2 separate regions of the Homo sapiens genome follow, and region 2 is linked to region 1. A link is a loop called in an ENCODE intact Hi-C map of the cell type or tissue named here. Cell type or tissue: mammary epithelial cell. All regions are shown on one strand. Each heading gives the region's core, and the rest is flanking DNA. Links, peaks and the distances in the headings are about the cores only.

Region 1 (5,369 bases), core at 129-5,128:
CCAGAGTTGTGTACATGAAACCAATACCACAGCCACAGTTGAACACTGAACAGAAGTATAGGCCCATGGGGTTCTCTGGGTTCATGGGGAGGATGTCCTGCTGCTGCAGTAGTTGGTGAAATTTTGGTGATGAAAAGAATGTTTCTGGGAATGTAAGCAAATGGTTTGGACCCAAGGCCAGGGACTTGCTTGGCAGTGTCTCTGGGAATCCGGAGGCAGCACCCAGAGCCTGGCTCAGGGAGACGGCTATGCCTTGTGGATCTAGAAAGGATGGGAGTTCTCTTCCCACTCTGGACTCTGTCACCCACCATCAGCTTTCCCTTCTCTGTGCAGATTACAGCCACGGCCTTCAGGAGTGACCATAGACGAATCCTTTCTCACAGAAGACAAGAGCACCCAGAATCGCAAGCTTCTTCAGAAACGAAGGACGCTGGTTAGTGACAATGTTGTTTTGGAACCCCAAATGTCAGCCCCCAGACCCTATCCGTCTCCCTTCCTGCAACCCAAGAGTACCACCCACCTGAAACATGCCCACCTGAAACATGCCCACCAGAGTGGCTTCTTCTCAGTTAGAGAGTGTGGCTCAGAGAGGCCAGGCCCACCAGGCTTTGGGGAGAAGGGTGTACACTGGCTGCCTGCTCCTTATCTGAAAAGCCTTCCCGGATCTCCCTAGGCAGAGAGAGAACTCGCCTCTGCCCACAGACATCCCTCCCCAGCAGCTCAGCATTCTGCAGCGGCCCTTACCTCTCATCCCTCCCGCCAACACACCAGGCACTGTGCTACCTGCTGGGACGGTCACACCAGATCTGCCAAGGTCCTTCATGGCTGTGACTGTATCTTTCTATCTTTATGGCCCTAGAATCTAACAGGCTACCTGAATGTCTGCCAAATGTTGATAGCTCCATAATTGCTGAGTAGGTGTGTGAAGGCAGGAGGAAAGAGATGCGTCTCTACCATGTTCACTCCGGATCTCTCCGCCATTCCTCTTTTTTAAAGTTTGTATATAAAAATGAATGCTGTACCAAAGGTATCAGAAGAGAAATGAAATTTAAATTAAAAAAAAAAAGAGCCGGGCGCAGTGACTCATGCCTATAATCCCAGTACTCTGGGAGGCCGAGGCAGGCGGATCACCTGAAGTAAGGAGTTTGACCAGCTTGGCCAACATGGCGAAACCCCATATCTACTAAAAATATAAAAATTAGCCATGCATGGTGGTGCATCTGTAGTCCCAGCTACTCAGGAGGCTGAGGCACGAGAATTGCTTTAACCTGGGACGTGGAGGTTGCAGTGAGCCGAGATCACACCACTGCACTCCAGCCTGGACAACAGAGCAAGACTACATCTCAAAAAAAAAAAAAAAAAAAAAAAGAATGCCATCTTTTTTTTTGAGACAGGCTTTTGCCTGTCAGGGTGCAGTGGTGCAGTGGTGCAGTTATGGCTCGCTGCAGTCTCAAATGCCAGGGCTCAAGTGATCCTCCCACCTCACCCTCCCAAGTAGCTGGAACTATAGGCACATGCCACCATACCCAGCTAATTTTTTTGGCAGGGGGGGACAGAGTTTTGCTCTGACACTCTGGCTGGAGTGCAGTGGCACAAACACAGCTCACTGCAGACTCCACCTCCCATGCTGAACCAATCCTCCCACTCAGCCTCCTGAGTAGCTGAGACTACAGGAGTGCGCCACCACACCTGGCTATTTTTTGCATTTTTTGTAGAGGCAGAGTCTAACTACGTTGCCCAAGCTGGTCTTGAACTCCTGGGCTCAAGCTATCCTCCTTCCTTGGCCTCCCAAAGCACTAGGATTACAGGTGTGAGCCACCACACTGAGCTCAATACTGTTTTTTTTTTTGAGATGGGGTCTTGCTCTGTCACCCAGGAAGGAGCACAGTGGCGCGATCTCGGCTCACTGCAACCTCCGCCTCCTGGGTTCAAGTGATTATCCTACCTCAGCCTCCTGAGTAGCTGGGATTACAGGTGCACACCACCATGCCCGGCTAATTTTTTTTTTTTTTTTTTTTTTGAGACGGAATCTCGCTGTCGCCCAGGCTGGAGTGCAGTGACGCAATCTCGGCTCACTGCAAGCTCCACCTCCCAGGTTCACCCCATTCTCCTGCCTCAGCCGCCCCAGTAGCTGGGACAGACGCCCGCCAACACACCTGGCTAATTTTTTTTGTATTTTTAGTAGAGATGGGGTTTTACCGTGTTGGCCAGGATGGTCTCGATCTCCTGCCCTCGTGATCCGCCCGCCTCGGCCTCCCAAAGTGCTGGGATTACAGGCGTGAGCCACTGTACCTGGCCCCAATGCTGTCTTATTAAGTACTTTTGGGCTCTTGTTGATATGATCATAGGATTGTTATTAATCAGCAAATAGCCATTGTCCAAATCTCATAAAGGAAAAAACACATTTGAGTAAACTTACAACTCTGGCTCACAGTGGAACAGCATGGGCTGTATGGTGGTTTTCCTTCTGTGACCCTGACCCTCGTGGGGAATTTGGAAACACATGGGCCACACACTTTGTGGGGCTGGGGACTCCCAACACCCCTGCGGGAGTGACTCCAGGGAGGAGAAAGGAGGGGTCAGTATGGATTATTCGCAGAGACCAAGCGCAGCCCAAAAACCTGATGACTAGGGGAGAGCTCTGAGGCTCCCGGGCACCCTTCTCAGCTGCCACCTTCTGTGGGCCAGGCTTTTTCATTCTTTCTTTTGCGCGGCATCAACCACCAGGGGGCAGTGTTCCCTCCCGCCGTCCCTCCGGGGCCGCCTTCCCGTTTTTACCTACAGGGGGAAGCAGAGAGCACGGAGCGCCCGGGAGCACTGCGTTCCAGCCACCCGGGCGGAGATCCCTCAGCTGTTAATAACCTAGCCGAGACCCGGCCCTGGCAGCTGGTTCTCCAGCTTCCACTCGCCTCTGCAAGCAAAGGAGGGTAGCCACATTTTCTCCCGGTAGAAACAGTAGACAGAACACGAGGACTGGTCTTTTTTTTTTTTTTTAATATTAATTAATTTATTTTTTGAGACGGAGCCTCGCTCCTCGCCCAGGCTGGAGCGCAGTGGCACAGTCTTGGCTCACTGCAACCTCCACCTCCCAGGTTCAAGCGATTCTCCTGCCTCAGCCTCCCTAGTAGCTGGGACTACAGGCACGTGTCACCACACCTGGCTAATTTTTTGCGGTTTTTTTTTTGTTTTTTGTTTTTTTGAAACAGAGTCTTGCTTTGTCGCCCAGGCTGGAGTGCAGTGGCGCGATCTCGGCTCACTGCAAGTTCCGCCTCCCGGGTTCACGCCATTCTCCTGCCACAGTCTCCTGAGTAGCTGGGACTACAGGCGCCCGCCACCGCGCCCGGCTATTTTTTTTTTTTTTTTGTATTTTTAGTAGAGACGGGGTTTCACCGTGGTCTCGATCTCCTAACCTCGTGATCCACCCGCCTCGGCCTCCCAAAGTGCTGGGATTACAGGCGTGAGCCACCGCGCCCGGCCATTTTTTGCGTTTTTAGTAGAGACGAGGGTTTCACCGTGTTAGCCAGGATGGTCTCCGTCTCCTGACCTCGTGATTTGCCCGCCTTGGCCTCCCAAAGTGCTGGGATTACAAGCGTAAGCCACCGCGCCCGGCCAAGGACTGGTCTTTTACAAGTCTGAAAAACGGCCGGGCGCGGTGGCTCACGCCTGTAATCCCAGCACTTTGGGAGGCCGAAGTGGGTGGATCACCTGAGGTCAGGGGTTCAAGACCACCCTGGGCAACATGGTGAAACTCCGTTTCTACTAAAAATACAAAATTTGCCGGGTGTGGTGGTGCGTGCCTGCAGTCTCTTCGGGAGGCTGAGGCAGGAGAATTGCTTGAACTTGGGAGGTGGAGGTTGCAGTGAGCCAAGATAGTGCCACTGCGCTCCAGCCTGGGCAACAGAGTGAGGCTCCGTCTCAAAATAAATGAATAAATAAAAACAAATAATAAAAAATAGTCTGGGCCGGGCGCAGTGGCTCACACCTGTAATCCCAGCATTTTGGGAGGCTGAGGTGGGCAGATCACTAGGTCAGGAGTTCAAGACCAGCCTGGCCAACATGGTGAAACCCCATCTCTACTAAAAATACAAAAATTAGCTGGGCGTGGTGGCATGCGCCTGTAATTCCGGCTACTCGGGAGGCTGAGGCAGGACAATCACTTGAACCCAGGAGGTGGAGGCTGCAGTGAGCAGAGATTGTGCCACTGCACCCCAGCCTGGGCGACAGAGCGAGACTCAGTCTCAAAAAAATAAATAAATAAAATTCTGAAAAACAAGGCTGGCTCACACCTGTAATCCTAACACTTTGGGAGGCCAAAGAAGGAAGACTGCTTGAGACCAGGAGTTTGAGACCAGCCTGGCAACACAGGGAGATTTCATCTCTACAAAAAAGATTTTTTAAATTAACCAGGAATGGTGGTGTGCCCATGTAGTCCTAGCTACTCAGGAGACTGAGGTGGGAGGATCTCTTGAGCCCGGGAGTTTGTAGTTACTGTGAGGTGTTATTGGGTCACTGCACTCCAGCCTGGGTGACAGAGTAAGACCCTGTCTCTAAGAAAAAAATAAAAAATAAACTCCCAGGTGTCTTCCAGGGTTATTTTGTGCTTTTATAAAAATTAGGCTGGGCATCATGACTCAAGCCTGTAATCCCAGCACTTTGGGAGGACAAGGTAGGAGGATCTCTTGATCCCAGGACAGTTCGAGAAGCCCAGCGTGGGCAACATAGTGAGACCCCATCCTTTTTTTTTTTTTTTTTTGAGACAGAGTCTCTCTCTGTCGCCCAGACTGGAGTACAGTCGTGCCATGTCTGCTCACTGTGGCCTCTGCCTCCAGGGTTGAGGCAATTCTTCTGCCTCGGCCTCCGAAATAGCTGGGATTACAGGCGTGCACTACCAGGCCTGGTTAATTTTTGTATTTTTAGTAGAGATGGGGTTTCAACATGTTGGCCAGGCTGGCCTCAAATTCCTGGCCTCAGGTTATCCGCTTGCCTCCGCCTCCCAAAGTGCTGGGAATCAGGCGTGAGCTGGGCGCGATGGCTCACACTTGTAATCTCTACTAAAAATACAAAAGAACTGGGCATGGTGGCAGGCCAGCTACTCGGGAGTCTGAGGCAGGAGAATTGCTTGAACTCAAGAGGCAGAGCTGCAGTGAGCAGAGATCGTGCTACTGTACTGCACTCCAGCTTGGGCAACTCCAGCTTGGCAACTCCATCTCAAATAAATAAATAAATACATACATATAAACATACATACATAAATAATTACATCCATTTTGATAGTCTTTTTTTTTTTTTTTTGAGATGGAGTTTCACTCTTGTCCCCGTGGCTGGAGTGCAAGGGGTCGATCCCAGCTCACTGCAACCTCTGCCTCCCG
Region 2 (5,369 bases), core at 221-5,220, 250 kb after region 1:
ATTTTTAGTAGAGATGGGGTTTTGTCATGTTGGCCACGCTGGTCTTGAACTCCTGACCTCAGGTGATCTGCCCATCTTGGCCTCCCAAAGTGCTGGGATTACAGATGTGAGCCACTGTGCCCAGCCATAATGTGCCTTTCATTTGATCCTGAAACCCCTTGAAGTAGATAGGATTGGCAGTTATCTCCATTTGATCAAGGACAATAGACTAAAGCACAGAGAGAGAAAATAATTTGCTTAAGATCATATAGTAGGCCGGGCGTGGTGGCTCATGCCTGTAATCCCAGCACTTTGGGAGGCTGAGGCGGGCAGATCACAAGGTCAGGAGATCGAGACCATTCTGGCTAACACGGTGAAACCCAGTCTCTACTAAAAATACAAAAAATTAGCTGGGCGTGGTGGCGGGTGCCTGTGGTCCCAGCTACTCAGGAGGCTGAGGCAGGAGAATGGCATAAACCCGGGAGGCAGAGGTTGCAGTGAGCAGAGATCGTGCCACTGCACTCCAGCCTGGGCGACAGAGCAAGACTCCGTCTCAAAAAAAAAAAAAAAAAAAAAAGATCATATAGTAAATAAGTGGCAGGCAGAGCCAGCTTGTGAACTATAGTCTCTTCTGACTCCTAGTGTCAGCACCCTCTCCAGTAGCATCTCAGGTTCAAGGTGCCTGGGTATAGTTTATAAGTGTCAGGTCAATAGGCACCTCAACTTGGAAATCTCCAGTTAAGACACTTGTGTGCAGGGTGGAGTGGAAGTAGACATCTTGGATGTCAAATTGGTTTCCACACCTAGGAGAGGGGGCCCCAGCAGGGAGGATGTGGTTCACAACATGAGCACACAGGCATTTTTGTTATCCTCCAGCCTCCTCTCTTCTCAGACCCAGGCTGTTGGCTCTGTCCTCTCTACTGCCCCTCTTTGAATAAGGCAGATTTCATCCATGAGGCAGCAGAGATACACTCAACCTCAGAAGCTTAGTTCATTTCACTACTTCTCTGGTTGGGTACTCAGATGGGCCAGGTTGGACTGATAGATGGGGTTTGCCCCATGGTAGGGAGGTTGCAGGCTTCCACAACAAAGCCAGATGTGGCTTAGGTGTAGGGGCTGGATTCAATTCGGGTCCAGACTGTGTTGGCAAGCTGGGTGACCTGGGTGAGAGCTTTGCGGGTCCTTCCAGGCTTGGCGTTTTAGGCCCGTGGTTCCATCTGTGGGAGTATCTCAAGACCACCTCTAGAAATTTTCTCAAGATTCTTGTTTGGGGTTATGAAAAACTTTGGAAATACATAACATTGGTGGTTGTACAACATTGTGAATGTAATTAATGCCACTGAATTATACACTTAAAAATGTTTAAGATGGCAAATTTCATGTTATATATATTTTACCCCAGTTAGAAATAAAGGATGCTATCTGTTGAGAATTCTGCAGACCCTTGGGGTGAGTAGGGGTGGAGAGTGGGATATCAATCTCTTTGAGAAAGCTTCTACCAGGTAACTCTGATATATGCTCCCTGGATTAAGAACCTCAGTTTTATTTTATTTTTTTAAATATTTATTTATTTATTTTGAGAGGGAGTCTTGCTCTGCTGCCCAGGCTGGAGTGCAGTGGTGCGATCTCAGCTCACTGCAACATCCACCTCCTGGGTTCAAGTGATTCTCCTGCCTCAGCCTCTGAATAGCTGAGATTACAGGCATGCACCACAACACCCGGCTAATTTTTGTATTTTTAGTAGGTACGGGGTTTCACCATGTTGTTCAGGCTGGCCTTGAACACCTAACCTCAGGTGATCTGGCCTCCAAAAGTGCTGGGATTACAGGTGTGCGCAGGGCATCCCCCTTGTGTACACTGTACTTGGGCCATGGCTGACAATTGGCAGGGCCAGGACATGAACTCAGGTCTCAGTGCTTTCCAGGCCTATGCTTTCCTATCCTCATCTGCTGCCTCCCAGAAACCAGGGGAGTGAAGGAGACTGCTTTTCTTCAGTTGGCCAGTGGGTCTATTGAGGCAAGCCTGCTTGTAGGTAGATGTGCTGTTCCTCTGCTCAAATATGGACTTGTCTCTCATTCTTTCTCCCCAAAGACTTGGATCTGGAGAGTTGGTGTCCAGGAGAGTGTCATGCTAGAGCCTGGCCAGAAGACAATCTCTAGTTGCCATTTCCCCTCAGTGTGACCCTTGCAAGTGCCTAGGGTTTTTGGTTACCTAATTTCCTTCCTAGTCCTTAACACACACATGAAACACACAGAAATACTGAAGAAAGTACTGAGAGCTACTTGGATAAAATAGCAAAAGGAAGTTCTACAAGACAGAGAATTGGATCAGACCAGCTGGTGTTGCTTAAATCACCAAATGTCAGAGGATTCTAAGTGAGCACTTGTAATGGAACCTTTTAGAGATGTTGCTCTGAGCATGAAGGATGGGACTAGAATGAGAATTTTTATTGTATTTCTTGATGAACCTGTCAGTCCCGCCCTTAAAATGTAAGTGCCTCTTTAAGGCCTGCCAGGGTGACCCTAAGACCTCAGGCCAAGTCTGCCTCCTGGAGCAGCACCTAGAGACTGTTCCTTCCTGCCAGTCCCTGGCATTTGGGCCAGCAGGTCCTGTCTTGCTCATGAACTGTCTGTCAGTCCAGCCTCTTGATCTGATGTCTTCTGGAATGGCCTGCTTCATCCTGTCCCTGATAGGCCTCCACTACTGGTTTTTGCAACCTGGCTCTCTGCTGCCCCCGCCTGTCTAGAATCAAGACTGGCAGCAGCCACCTAGATATCCCCCTGCTCTGCTAGGCAGAGATCCAGTTCTTGGAAGAGGGTTCTTGGGATCATCTTTCCTCCAGCTTGCCTGGCCTGAAATTTCTGATGAGGGAAGAAGATAGCAATGACACAGACATGCAGTGTCATCTACACCTCTCTATCTCTGATTCTTGTGTGGTCTGGTCTTGCTACCTCCCTGTCACTTTCCTGCGTGACTTCTTGATCTTTCTTTGAAATCTTTTGCAATTGCTATGTGATAAGCACTTTTAAATATGTGCTTATCTTATGAGTATGTTGTCTTTTCCTTTGCCAGTTTCACTCATGTATGTCTGACTGCCCTAAAGAGGAATGCAGGCCCCCCTTAAGAGCCTTCCTGTTCCCTCACCCTGTAAGTCCTGGAACAACACTTAGGGAACATTCCCTTCACCCAGGAAAGAAGCTGTCTGCCCCCCCGCTTTTTTTTTTTTTAATAGAAACAGGGATGGGCTAGGTGCAGTGGCTCAAGCCTGTCATCCCAGGACTTTGGGAGGATAAAACAGGTGGATTGCTTGAGCTCAGGAGTTCGAGACCAGCCTGGCCAACATGGTGGTCCCAGCTACTCTGGAGGCTGAAGTGGGAGGATGGCTTGAGCTAGGGAGGCAGAGGTTACAGTGAGCCAAGATTGTGCCACTGCACTCTAGCCTGGGAAACAGAGCCAGACCCTGTCTCAAAACAAAACAAACAAACAAACAAACAAAAAGGAAACAGGGTCTTGCTGTGTTGCCCAGGCTGGTCTCAAACTCCTGGCTTCAAGCAATCTTCCCACCTCAGCCTCTCAAAGTGTTGGGATTACAGGCATAAACCACCACACCCAGTTAGCTATGTGTTCTTTTTTTCTTACTTTTTTTTTTTTTTTAGCCGTGTGTTCTTAACCAAGGCTAGGCCTCAGAATGATTCTGAGGACGGGCTGGAGTGTGTTGGGCAGAGCCTTTTGAAAACACACATTCCTAAGCCCTTCCCCTAGAGACTGACTCAGGAAATAATAGTGTGGAATTCAAGAGTGTGTATTTCTTCAGTTCTCCAGATAATTCTGGTATTTGTCCTGGCAAAGGCTCAGTGAGCTGCACACAGGTGTACACGCGTACCCATTCACTCACTCATTCAGTATATTTGACAAATATGTGTATACCACTAGGTGCCAGGCAGGTGCTGGGGCTCCAGTATAGAACAAAGGCAGGTCCCTTGCCTCATGGAGCTTATGTGTGTATGTGTGTAACAGACACACACATGCATTCACACATATGCAAACTGTTCATGCCACCGGAATGCACAGCCTGTAGCGGAGTTAATTAGTACAGGCAGAGTGATGGTTTGTTCCAGAAGACATAGGTGCTCTTGTGTTTTCCTTTCTGCAGATCCTCAGCACTCTTGTTAAAGGGACACGCAGACCTGTGACCTGCAAGATTCGCATCCTGCCATCGGTAAGGATGGTGTGTTACATATGAAGGTCCATTCTCTCTGGTGATGTTGGATTTAGGTTTGTGAACGATTCTTGAGGTGCTAAATTAGGCTTGGAGGAGAGAGTAGAGCTGAGCCTACTTTAGGAGGCAGCAGCTGCTCCTTCTGGAGCTTCAGTAACCATCCTGTGTGGTCCTCCTCCTCAGCTAGAAGATACCCTGAGCCTTGTGAAGCGGATAGAGAGGACTGGCATTGCTGCCATCGCAGTTCATGGGAGGTGAGTGGTCACCTTTCTAGTGACTGGCAGGGAGGTCCTAACCCATCTTAGTGATCCTTCCTTAATTGATCTGTCACCCCAAGTGACAGCCAATTTCTCTTCTACATATTCAGCCTACCTCTGCCTAGCTCTTTGATATCTTATGAGTCTGGAGGGCAGGCAGACCCTGAATGGGCTTTTGCATTTGCCTTTCTTTCATTCATGGAGTGCCTATTGAGGGTAGGTACTGAGGTTTAGAGACACAGAGAGACTAAGAAAGGAGAAACACCTCTACTATCAGGATGTGTAAATGCTAGAGATTGAGTAATTTGCTCAAAATCATACCATGCAGCCAGTACGTGGTGGAATTCTGACCCTCATGAGAAAAATCTCATTTATTTCCTTCCCTCCCTCCCTCCCTCCCTTCCTTCCTTCCCTCCCTCCCTCCCTTCCTTCCTTCCCTCCCTCCCTCCTTCCTTCCCTCCTTCCTTCCTTCTTTCCTTCCTCCCCTCCCCTCCCCCTCCCTTCTCCCCTCCCTCTCCCATCTCCTCCCCTCTCCCCCCTCCCCTCCCATCTCCTCCCCTCTCCCCTCCCATCTCCTCCCCTCTCCCCTCCCATCTCCTCCCCTCTCCCTTCCCATCTCCTCCCCTCCCCCCTCCCCTCTCCTCTCCCCTCCTCTCCTCTCCTCCTCTTTGTCATTCTGTCACCCAGGCTGGAGTGCAGTAGCGCAGTCTTGGCTCACTGCAATCTCCATCTCCCGGGTTCAAGTGATTCTCCTGCCTCAGCCTCCCGAGTAGCTGAGATTACAGGTGCGCTCCACCATGCCCAGCTAATTTTTATATTTTTAGTAGAGACAGGGTTTCACCACGTTGGCCAGGCTGGTTTCAAACTCCTGATCTCAGGTGATCTGCCCACCTTGGCCTCCCAAAGTACTGGGA

The links. A loop is a pair of places that touch in the nucleus more often than their neighbours do. Peaks named below come from ENCODE experiments on the same cell type or tissue, not always from the same donor. Only the 100,000 strongest peaks of a DNase experiment are listed, where the experiment ranks them.
Region 2: a loop joins it to region 1, with 13 times the contacts of the local background. A loop is called at or near these places in 15 of 110 quality-filtered maps.

Annotation. Positions count from the first base shown.
Region 1 is chr16:67,813,969-67,819,337 of GRCh38, forward strand. TSNAXIP1 (translin associated factor X interacting protein 1) reads left to right here. Exons shown (of 16, transcript NM_001288990.3): 2 at 334-433. Among named protein-coding and RNA genes, the nearest start is that of TSNAXIP1, 9.8 kb to the left of the region's middle. RefSeq lists a silencer at 3,150-3,332. In mammary epithelial cell, for the core only: a CTCF peak has its summit at 2,748 (motif pointing right); a DNase peak (open chromatin) is centred at 2,773.
Region 2 is chr16:68,062,185-68,067,553 of GRCh38, forward strand. DUS2 (dihydrouridine synthase 2) reads left to right here. Exons shown (of 17, transcript NM_017803.5): 9 at 4,133-4,198; 10 at 4,382-4,452. Among named protein-coding and RNA genes, the nearest start is that of NFATC3, 21 kb to the right of the region's middle. In mammary epithelial cell, for the core only: a CTCF peak has its summit at 2,720; a DNase peak (open chromatin) is centred at 2,677.